Linked DNA regions of Mus musculus: region 1 is linked to region 2. Evidence: chromatin loops called from intact Hi-C (ENCODE). Cell type or tissue: left cerebral cortex. All regions are shown on one strand.

What was found. A loop is a pair of places that touch in the nucleus more often than their neighbours do. Peaks named below come from ENCODE experiments on the same cell type or tissue, not always from the same donor. Only the 100,000 strongest peaks of a DNase experiment are listed, where the experiment ranks them.
Region 1: it touches region 2 in a loop (2.7-fold over the local background); 5 of 42 quality-filtered maps call a loop at or near these places.

Annotation. Positions count from the first base shown.
Region 1 is chr4:147,934,607-147,938,606 of GRCm38, forward strand. Plod1 (procollagen-lysine, 2-oxoglutarate 5-dioxygenase 1) reads right to left here and starts at 2,170. Exons shown (of 19, transcript NM_011122.3): 1 at 1,996-2,170. The coding sequence starts at 2,071. In left cerebral cortex, no CTCF peak of the experiment used is centred here; DNase peaks (open chromatin) are centred at 2,159 and 3,716; H3K4me3 peaks cover 1,095 bases; H3K27ac peaks cover 1,236 bases.
Region 2 is chr4:147,866,496-147,870,495 of GRCm38, forward strand. It overlaps Miip (migration and invasion inhibitory protein), which reads right to left and starts at 2,224. Exons shown (of 10, transcript NM_001025365.2): 1 at 1,874-2,224. Fv1 (Friend virus susceptibility 1) reads left to right here and starts at 2,484. Exons shown (of 1, transcript NM_010244.3): 1 at 2,484-3,863. The coding sequence starts at 2,484. The coding sequence ends at 3,863. In left cerebral cortex, a CTCF peak has its summit at 2,070; DNase peaks (open chromatin) are centred at 2,163 and 3,064; H3K4me3 peaks cover 2,392 bases; H3K27ac peaks cover 952 bases.

The sequences.
Region 1 (4,000 bases), 68 kb after region 2:
GTGCCTTGGCTGTCCAGGAATTCACTCTGTAGACCAGGCTAGCATCAAACTCATAGAGATGCCCCTGCCCCTGCCCCTGCTTCCCGAGTTCTGGGGTCAAAGGTGCGCATCCACCACCACACCCAGCCACGTTCATACCCCTGATCCACTACAGCACCCAGCATGGTAGAACAGCTGACTGGAGATAGAATCCAGAACCACTGGGGCTTCTCCAGTCTCCACCCATGCAGGTACCCTCTCCAGTCCACCATCAAGCCCATCAGAGCTCTGGGCCACCCACAAAGTATCAACAGGAGGTATGGGTTCCACCAGGATAGCACCCCCACCCTACCCCCTCGCCCCACCCCCACCCAACCTCAACAGCCACCAGGGCCACATGGGCCTGGCCACCTGAAAGCTCAGCCTTCCCCTCCTGCTGCCCAAAGTCCAGTAATGATGTCCCCAGATGGACAAACTATGACCCCAGTCAGCAGAGATGAAAGAGGCATGGTGGAAGAGCAGAGTGTTACGAACAGTTGGCTCAGCAAGGAATTTAGCCTTCCTGAACTCCACCATAGGAACCATGGATGAAGGAGCCCCCTTTCAGAGATTAATGTGAAGACCCAAATGAGTGTCTGAAGTGTGGAACACAGTGTCTGCCGGTGACGCCTCCATTCTTGGCACAGAGCGGGAGCTGAGTTCTGGGCTTCCTAGAGGGCAACTGAGGCTCTTGGAACTGGGATGGTCTGGAGTATCCGAGCACGCATCAGCAGAAGCAGGAGAAAGTGAAATGGAGAAAAAATGGCTGCCACTGGGCTCCAGGTTCCTGCCACTAGGTGGGCCTTTGCACACATTACCAACTCTGTAGTCGGGACTTATCAGAGTCTCTTATCTATCTTCCTTTGATGCTAGATTAGACCCTACCAAAACAAACAAACAAACAAAAAAACCCCAAAACAACAACAACAACAAACCTAGCTGCTCTGAGCTTGGAGAGAAAATGCCCAGAGCCTTGACTTTAAGGGGACTCAGGGGCTGGTCTTATTTGAGGAATCTCTTGTGATCTCTAGAAATGAGGTCTTGCCACTCTGTGTTGGAGTCTAAAATACCAAGCTTCTCAAAAACTGTGCATCACCAACGCGAAAGGCGTGTGACCCTATGTATAACTGAGCACAGATGGAAGACGGAGCAGGCATGCAAAAACCTGTGGCTCCCAGCACATGGGTTTCAAAGCCAGGTTCTTTTCCTTTCCTTTTTTTTTTTTTTTTTTTTTTCTTCCTTTCTTTCCTTTTTGGTCAGGGTCTCATGTAGTCTAGACTGACTTTAACCCTTCGTGTAGTTGAGGATGACCTTGGACTTCTGATAACCCTGCTTCAACCTCCCTGAGTACTGGGGTTATAAGCATGCACAACTATGTTTAGTTTATGCAGCGCTGGGGACCAAACCCTGGGCTGCATGCGAGCTAGGCAAGTGCTCTTACCAACAGGGCTCACCCACCGGAGCCCTCCACATTCCTACCACCCACCATGTTCAGGCCAACTCCCATGTCTCCAGCAACATGGGTGGAAGAAAACAGGATGCCCTGGAGAATGCGGCTGATTTGGAGCCTCAGTTTGTAAAGCTGGAAAACGGGGTTAACATAAGAAAACACTTCCAGCAAACGTATTTAACTGGTGCTTAACTAGTGAGGCCAGGCTGCAGCAGATCGTGTACGATAAACGGGAGTCTTGCTACTTATTATGGGAATTGTGATCATGGACTCCTCTGAGCGCCAAATGAGGGTAGGGGGCGCGCAAGGGGAGAGTGTACTTCGGCTGTCCCCTCCTCTGCCCGCAGCACAAACCTAGGAATCCCGACCCCATGAGAGGAAGTGATCTACCGGAGTCACCCGCGGGCAAGTGGACAGATGACCGCAACCCAGCTCCCCGGCTCCCCCCCTTCCAGCCCAGGTCGCCTGGACACCCCGGTCCTCGGCGAGACAGACGGCCAGGCACAGCTCCGCCGCCGCGTCCTCACCCTCTAGCTTGGCGTCATCCTTCGCCTGGACCAGAAGAAGCCAGGCCAACGGGGCCAGGAGCAGCAGGGACCGCATAGCGGAGTCTCGGGAACAACCCGCCGGCACTGAGACAGAAGCTGAACTGGAAACTTCGCGACGGGGCCGGCGGGCGCTGCCACGCACTGAGCCCGCCCCGGGGGCGGTGCCGCGCACGCCTCCGCCCGCCTCGGGGAAGGGTTTTCCTGCTTAGGCTTCTAGGTCCTCCAGACTTGGGGCAGGTCGTTGTGCCCCCTGGGTCCCGATGCCGGACCGTCCATGCTCTCCCTCCCCCGCTTCTCTCCAAGTGGGCGAGGAGGGCGAGGCCTTGATGTCTAGAAGAGGAGACTTAATATCATCTGCACCGCGATGGTGGGAATATATATATAAAGTCTAGCCCCAGCTCCCAAAAGAGAATCACTTAATTCAACTTTCCGCTCCCTGGAAGGAAATCAGAAAGTAGTCAAGGAAATTGCAGCGGTTAATTATGGGATGGATGTGTGTGTGTGTGGTGATGGTGGGGGGGGGGTATTAGATGGATGGATAAGTGGGTGTGTAAGTGGGTGAGTGAGTGGATGGTTGGATGGCGGTATAGGTGGATGGATGGGTAAGTGGCTGGCTGGCTGGATAGATGGATGATGGGGGGCCAGATGGATGGATGGGTGAGTGAGTGGATGGATGAATGAGGGCTAAGTGGATGGAGTGAAAATTTTCAGTGCCATTCACAGACAAAGTAAAAGAAGGTCAAAAGTTTCTGGAGCAAGGGTTCCTGGTCCAGATGTGAGCCAAGCACATCTACATTTAGACAAAATCTGTCAAGCCGTAGAAGAGAGCTCAAACAGGGACCCTGGAATCTCAGTCCCACAGATTAGATCCTAGGGCAGGGTTCGGGAGGGCGGGGGAGGAGGGGCTTGACGAAATCAGGGAGTTAGGGAGATTTGGTCTTTCACAAAGGAAACAGGCATCTACAGGATGCTAAGTGGGAAAGGTTTTCTCTTCAGTATGACTCATTGTTAAAGATAGATCCTCTGCCTAGCAGATAGGTCAAAACAAGGTTGGGTGGGGTAGGGTGGGGTCTGCCCAAATCCTAGCACTCAGGAGGTAGAAGAGCTCCATTGTCCAAAGCCAGCCTGAGCTGCACAGCCAGACTCAGTCAGAGAAGGGAGGAAGAAGGTGTCAAAGCGAGCTGGAATCCCAGCACTCAGGAGGCATAGCAGGATCAGGAGTTCAAGACATGCTCAGCCGTAGAGCTAGTGACCATATAGCTTGAGGCTAGTGTGGACTGTGTGAGACCTCAACAACACACACCCACCCCCAACACAGGAAACTTACAGACCAATGTTTGCAATGATTATTTCCAAGTTGTGGAATAAACATGTTCATAACTTATGCAGCGTTTCTAGGTCATATTATTGGGAATCGTTCTTCTTTTCTTGTTTCTCTTTTTCTTGAGAAAGATGTACAATACTTGTACAATTGAAGAACCACGTGTCCTTTCTGGGAAATAAGAACAGGCTGGAAAAATGGGCGTCCACCTCATTGTGCAGAGGTCAACTCACACTCTCACAGATGGTAGAAGAGAGGCCCAGGGCTATCCAGCAGCAAGCTCAAAGTCACAAGACCAACCAGAGGAAGCGACCTCAGCAGAATCTAGAACATTTGCTTCCTAGCAGGGACTTAGAGCCAGGAGCTGCTGCAGCTGGAGACAGGACTTGGCGCCAAGCATCCACCAGCATCCGCCGGGTGTTTTAGACCCAGAAGGTTGAGGACTGAGATCTCCAAACCCTTGGAGGAGGAAGTACAAGTGTAAATGGGGGAAGAACCAGCCAGCCTTGTTGGCTGGCTCGATTTTCAAAGCTCTTCCTCCAAGCTCACAACTGCCTTTCTCGTAAAGCTGTCACTTCTGTTTGCAAAACAAGAAACTAAGGCTCGAAGCAGTATCATCTGCCTGGCATCACACACCTGATGTGGGACCACAGTAAGGAAGCA
Region 2 (4,000 bases):
TGCAGCCTCACCCTGTTTACTTATTATCCTCTCTGCTTCCTTGCCTGCCAAGAGACGACAACTCCCACTGGGCCTTCCCTATGTAATCTAATTCCTGGGGCCTGTGAGACGTCTCAATAGATAAAGGTGCTTGCTGCCAAGCTTGACGATCTGAGTTCAATTCCCAGGGCCTACAGAGTAGAGAGAACTGACTCTCATGAATTGTCTTCTTACCTCCATACATTCATGGGTCAGGGCATGTGCTTGCCCTATACCCACACATATAAGAACTTATTTTTAATATTAATCTGACTCCTTTATCATATAGAAAAGACTAGTGCAGCATGCTAATTTAAAGCTTAATGACTTGTGCTATTGTGCAGGGCAGGGGAGTTCGACCCTGAGTGGTGACAGTTAGGGGGCTTTTAACAGCTAGCTGAGGAATTGGGAGGAGTTGGGAGGAGAGTTGATAGGAGTTAGGAAGAGTTGGGAGGAGAGTTGGGAGGAGTTAGGAAGAGTTGGGAGGAGTTGGGAGGAGAGTTGGGAGGAGTTAGGAAGAGTTAGGAGGAGTTAGGAAGAGTTGGGAGGAGTTGGGAGGAGAGTTGGGAGGAGTTAGGAAGAGTTGGGAGGAGTTCTCTTCCGGGTGTCCTTGGTGAAATTTACAAGGCAGGAGTGGGGAGTGAGTTCTTTCTGAATTTTTATCTCCGTGTCATTGGCACAGGAAGGTAGGCATCTCTGGTTGTAAAGTATAGAAACAAAAAGGCTTTTTGCTGGCTATAGAGAACAAAGAGCTTTTTTCTGGCTGCATTTTTAGAGATCAGGGAAAACAAGCTTGGGGAACGTCTAGGGGCTTTACCTTCCAGGGAGAAACGCTCTAAGTCGGGGTCTCATACTATCTGGAGCTGGCACTGAACCCAGAACTGGAAGCATTAAGCCTTTTTCTCTGCCACAAGTCTTCTCCTGGTCAATTCATTTCTTTGCTTTTCTTTCTTTCTTTCTTCCTTTCTTTAATTTGCATGTATATCCCAAGGTCACACAGCTACTAAATGTCAAAAGCAGGGTTTGAACCAAAATGTAGGTTCCTGCTTGTTGTGCAGTGGCTACTTCCCCTGACTTTCAAACTTCTCCCTGATGGTGGGAGGAGAGAATCTCTTCAGAAGGCTGCAAATTCCTAGAGCTCCCTCCACAAGGTTGATTTAAACTATGTCCAGGGGAGAGCATTCTCAGATGGAGCTGCCTGAAAGCTGCGCGGGGGTGGATCAGAACCCGTGCTCGGTGGGACTGTCAGTGATGTAGCTGCCTTTGGGTCATGACCCCAATACGTACACTCCTTGGTTCACCCAGCCACACTTGGGTGGAATCGTTTCTCTGTTCTGTTGGCTGTGCTCTGGGGCAAATAAACCTTTGTTGACACATGACTCCCTATGAAGGGTCTGCACGGAGGAAAGCATGGCCCTGACTGGGACACAAACCCCACCCCCACCCCTTCTCCGGCCAGCTTTGGTCCTCAAAAATTATACTCAGGGGCTCTCTCTCTCTCTCTCTCTCTCTCTCTCTCTCTTTCTCAAAGATTTATTTATTTGTTCGGACACACCAGAAGAAGGCGTAGGATTCCATTACTGATGGTTGTGAGCCACCATGTGGTTGCTGGGAATTGAACTCAGTGGTTAAGAGCACTGAGCCGTCTCTCCAGACACTTTCTTTTGCTTCTGGAAGAGATGTCTGCAATATAAAGAAGCACTTCCCACTTCTCTTACAACCCCAGCCCAGACTCCTCCAGCCGAATCAGACCCCCCTATCCTTCCCAGCCCTGCCACCCTACAGGCCCCTGGAGACTTGGGTTTCGGAGCAGGCTGCAGGGGGCGAGCAGAGAAGACCCCAGCATCTCACTCACGCGCACTCAGGCAGGGTGCACACCGGGGCCTAGGCGCTTGCCCCTTCTCTACCGGTCTAGCGGGACGAAGGCACGCCTCTGTGGTCCCGAGATCAGCGGCTGCCATGGATAAAAGGACGCCAACGCTCTCCGCCCGAAAGCCCAGATTCCCAGCAGCCGGGGAATCCGCCTCCAGCAGGGGCGGAACCTCCAGTGGTTGTCCTAATTGGCTAAGGCTGGGGCGGGGCCTCCGCCGCTGTCCTGCTCGGCCAATTGACAGTGCCAGGACGCCTTATATTTGTTTCTTCGCATCCGGAAGCGGCAGTTTCAATATGGAAAGGAGGGGCTAATGGGACCTCATTGCTGATTGGTTAACTGTTAATGCTAATTCTACCAATTCAAATTGAGGACAGGCTCTGGTTGGTCAGTAGTACTCGGTTACGCAATTTCCGGATGTAAAGTCTCTAATGGCAGTGGATAGGTGGGGCTAGAGACTCCGGCAACTTTGACCTTTTCACGCGGACCCCACACTAGCAACTCCCCAGAGTGCTTTTGCCAGGGACGAACTGGAATTTGGATCCGAGGCTTGTAGGACGCAGTAGCCGAGTTCTAGGGAAACAAAAGTCTGAAGATGAATTTCCCACGTGCGCTTGCTGGTTTCTCGAGCTGGCTCTTCAAACCTGAACTTGCCGAGGACTCTCCGGATAATGACTCTCCGGATAATGACACTGTTAACCCATGGCGTGAGCTGCTGCAGAAGATAAATGTGGCCGATCTCCCCGATTCATCCTTTTCGAGCGGTAAGGAACTTAATGACTCTGTGTACCATACTTTTGAACATTTCTGCAAGATTAGGGACTATGACGCAGTTGGCGAGCTGCTTCTGGCATTTCTGGATAAAGTAACAAAGGAAAGGGACCAATTCAGAGATGAAATTTCCCAGCTCCGAATGCACATAAATGATCTAAAGGCTTCTAAGTGTGTCCTGGGGGAGACTCTTCTTTCCTACCGCCACAGGATTGAAGTTGGGGAAAAACAGACTGAAGCCCTCATTGTGAGGTTAGCTGATGTGCAATCCCAGGTCATGTGTCAGCCTGCCCGGAAAGTGTCTGCAGATAAGGTGAGGGCACTGATTGGTAAAGAATGGGATCCGGTAACCTGGGATGGAGATGTGTGGGAGGACATAGATTCTGAAGGGTCTGAGGAAGCTGAGTTGCCCACTGTCTTGGCCTCTCCATCCTTGTCTGAGGAAAGTGGTTATGCCTTGTCTAAAGAACGCACCCAGCAGGACAAAGCAGATGCCCCTCAGATCCAGTCTTCAACATCCTTAGTTACTTCTGAACCTGTCACCAGACCCAAGTCTCTGTCTGACCTTACAAGTCAGAAACACCGCCATACTAATCATGAACTCAATTCACTTGCTCACTCAAATCGCCAAAAGGCAAAGGAACATGCTAGGAAATGGATTTTAAGGGTGTGGGATAATGGTGGGAGGCTCACAATACTGGATCAGATTGAATTTCTCAGTTTAGGTCCTTTGAGCCTTGATAGTGAGTTTAATGTCATAGCCCGCACTGTTGAAGATAATGGTGTGAAGAGTTTGTTTGATTGGTTGGCTGAAGCATGGGTCCAGAGATGGCCTACTACAAGAGAGCTGCAGTCGCCTGACACCCTGGAGTGGTATTCTATTGAGGATGGGATTGAAAGGCTTAGGGAACTTGGAATGATAGAGTGGCTTTGTGTAAAAGCTACTTGTCCACAGTGGAGGGGCCCGGAAGATGTACCCATCACGAGAGCTATGAGGATAACTTTTGTCCGGGAAACTAGAGAGACTTGGAAGAGCTTTGTATTTAGCCTCCTCTGTATAAAGGACATAACAGTGGGGAGCGTGGCTGCTCAGTTGCATGATCTAATAGAATTAAGTTTAAAGCCAACAGCAGCTGGCTTGACTTCTGTAGGCTCTGTGGGGGTTCTCTCTCTCTCTCCCTGGAAACATCAAAGCAACAGTTAAAGAGCTTAAAATCAGGAGGAGCCCCCCCCCCCCCCCGCAGTGGAGACAGAGGACAGAGATGATTTTTTGCTTTCTTTCAACATAGATTTTAGAGCCAGAGGTGGGTTACCTTCCTATGATACCCCTGATGCGCCACA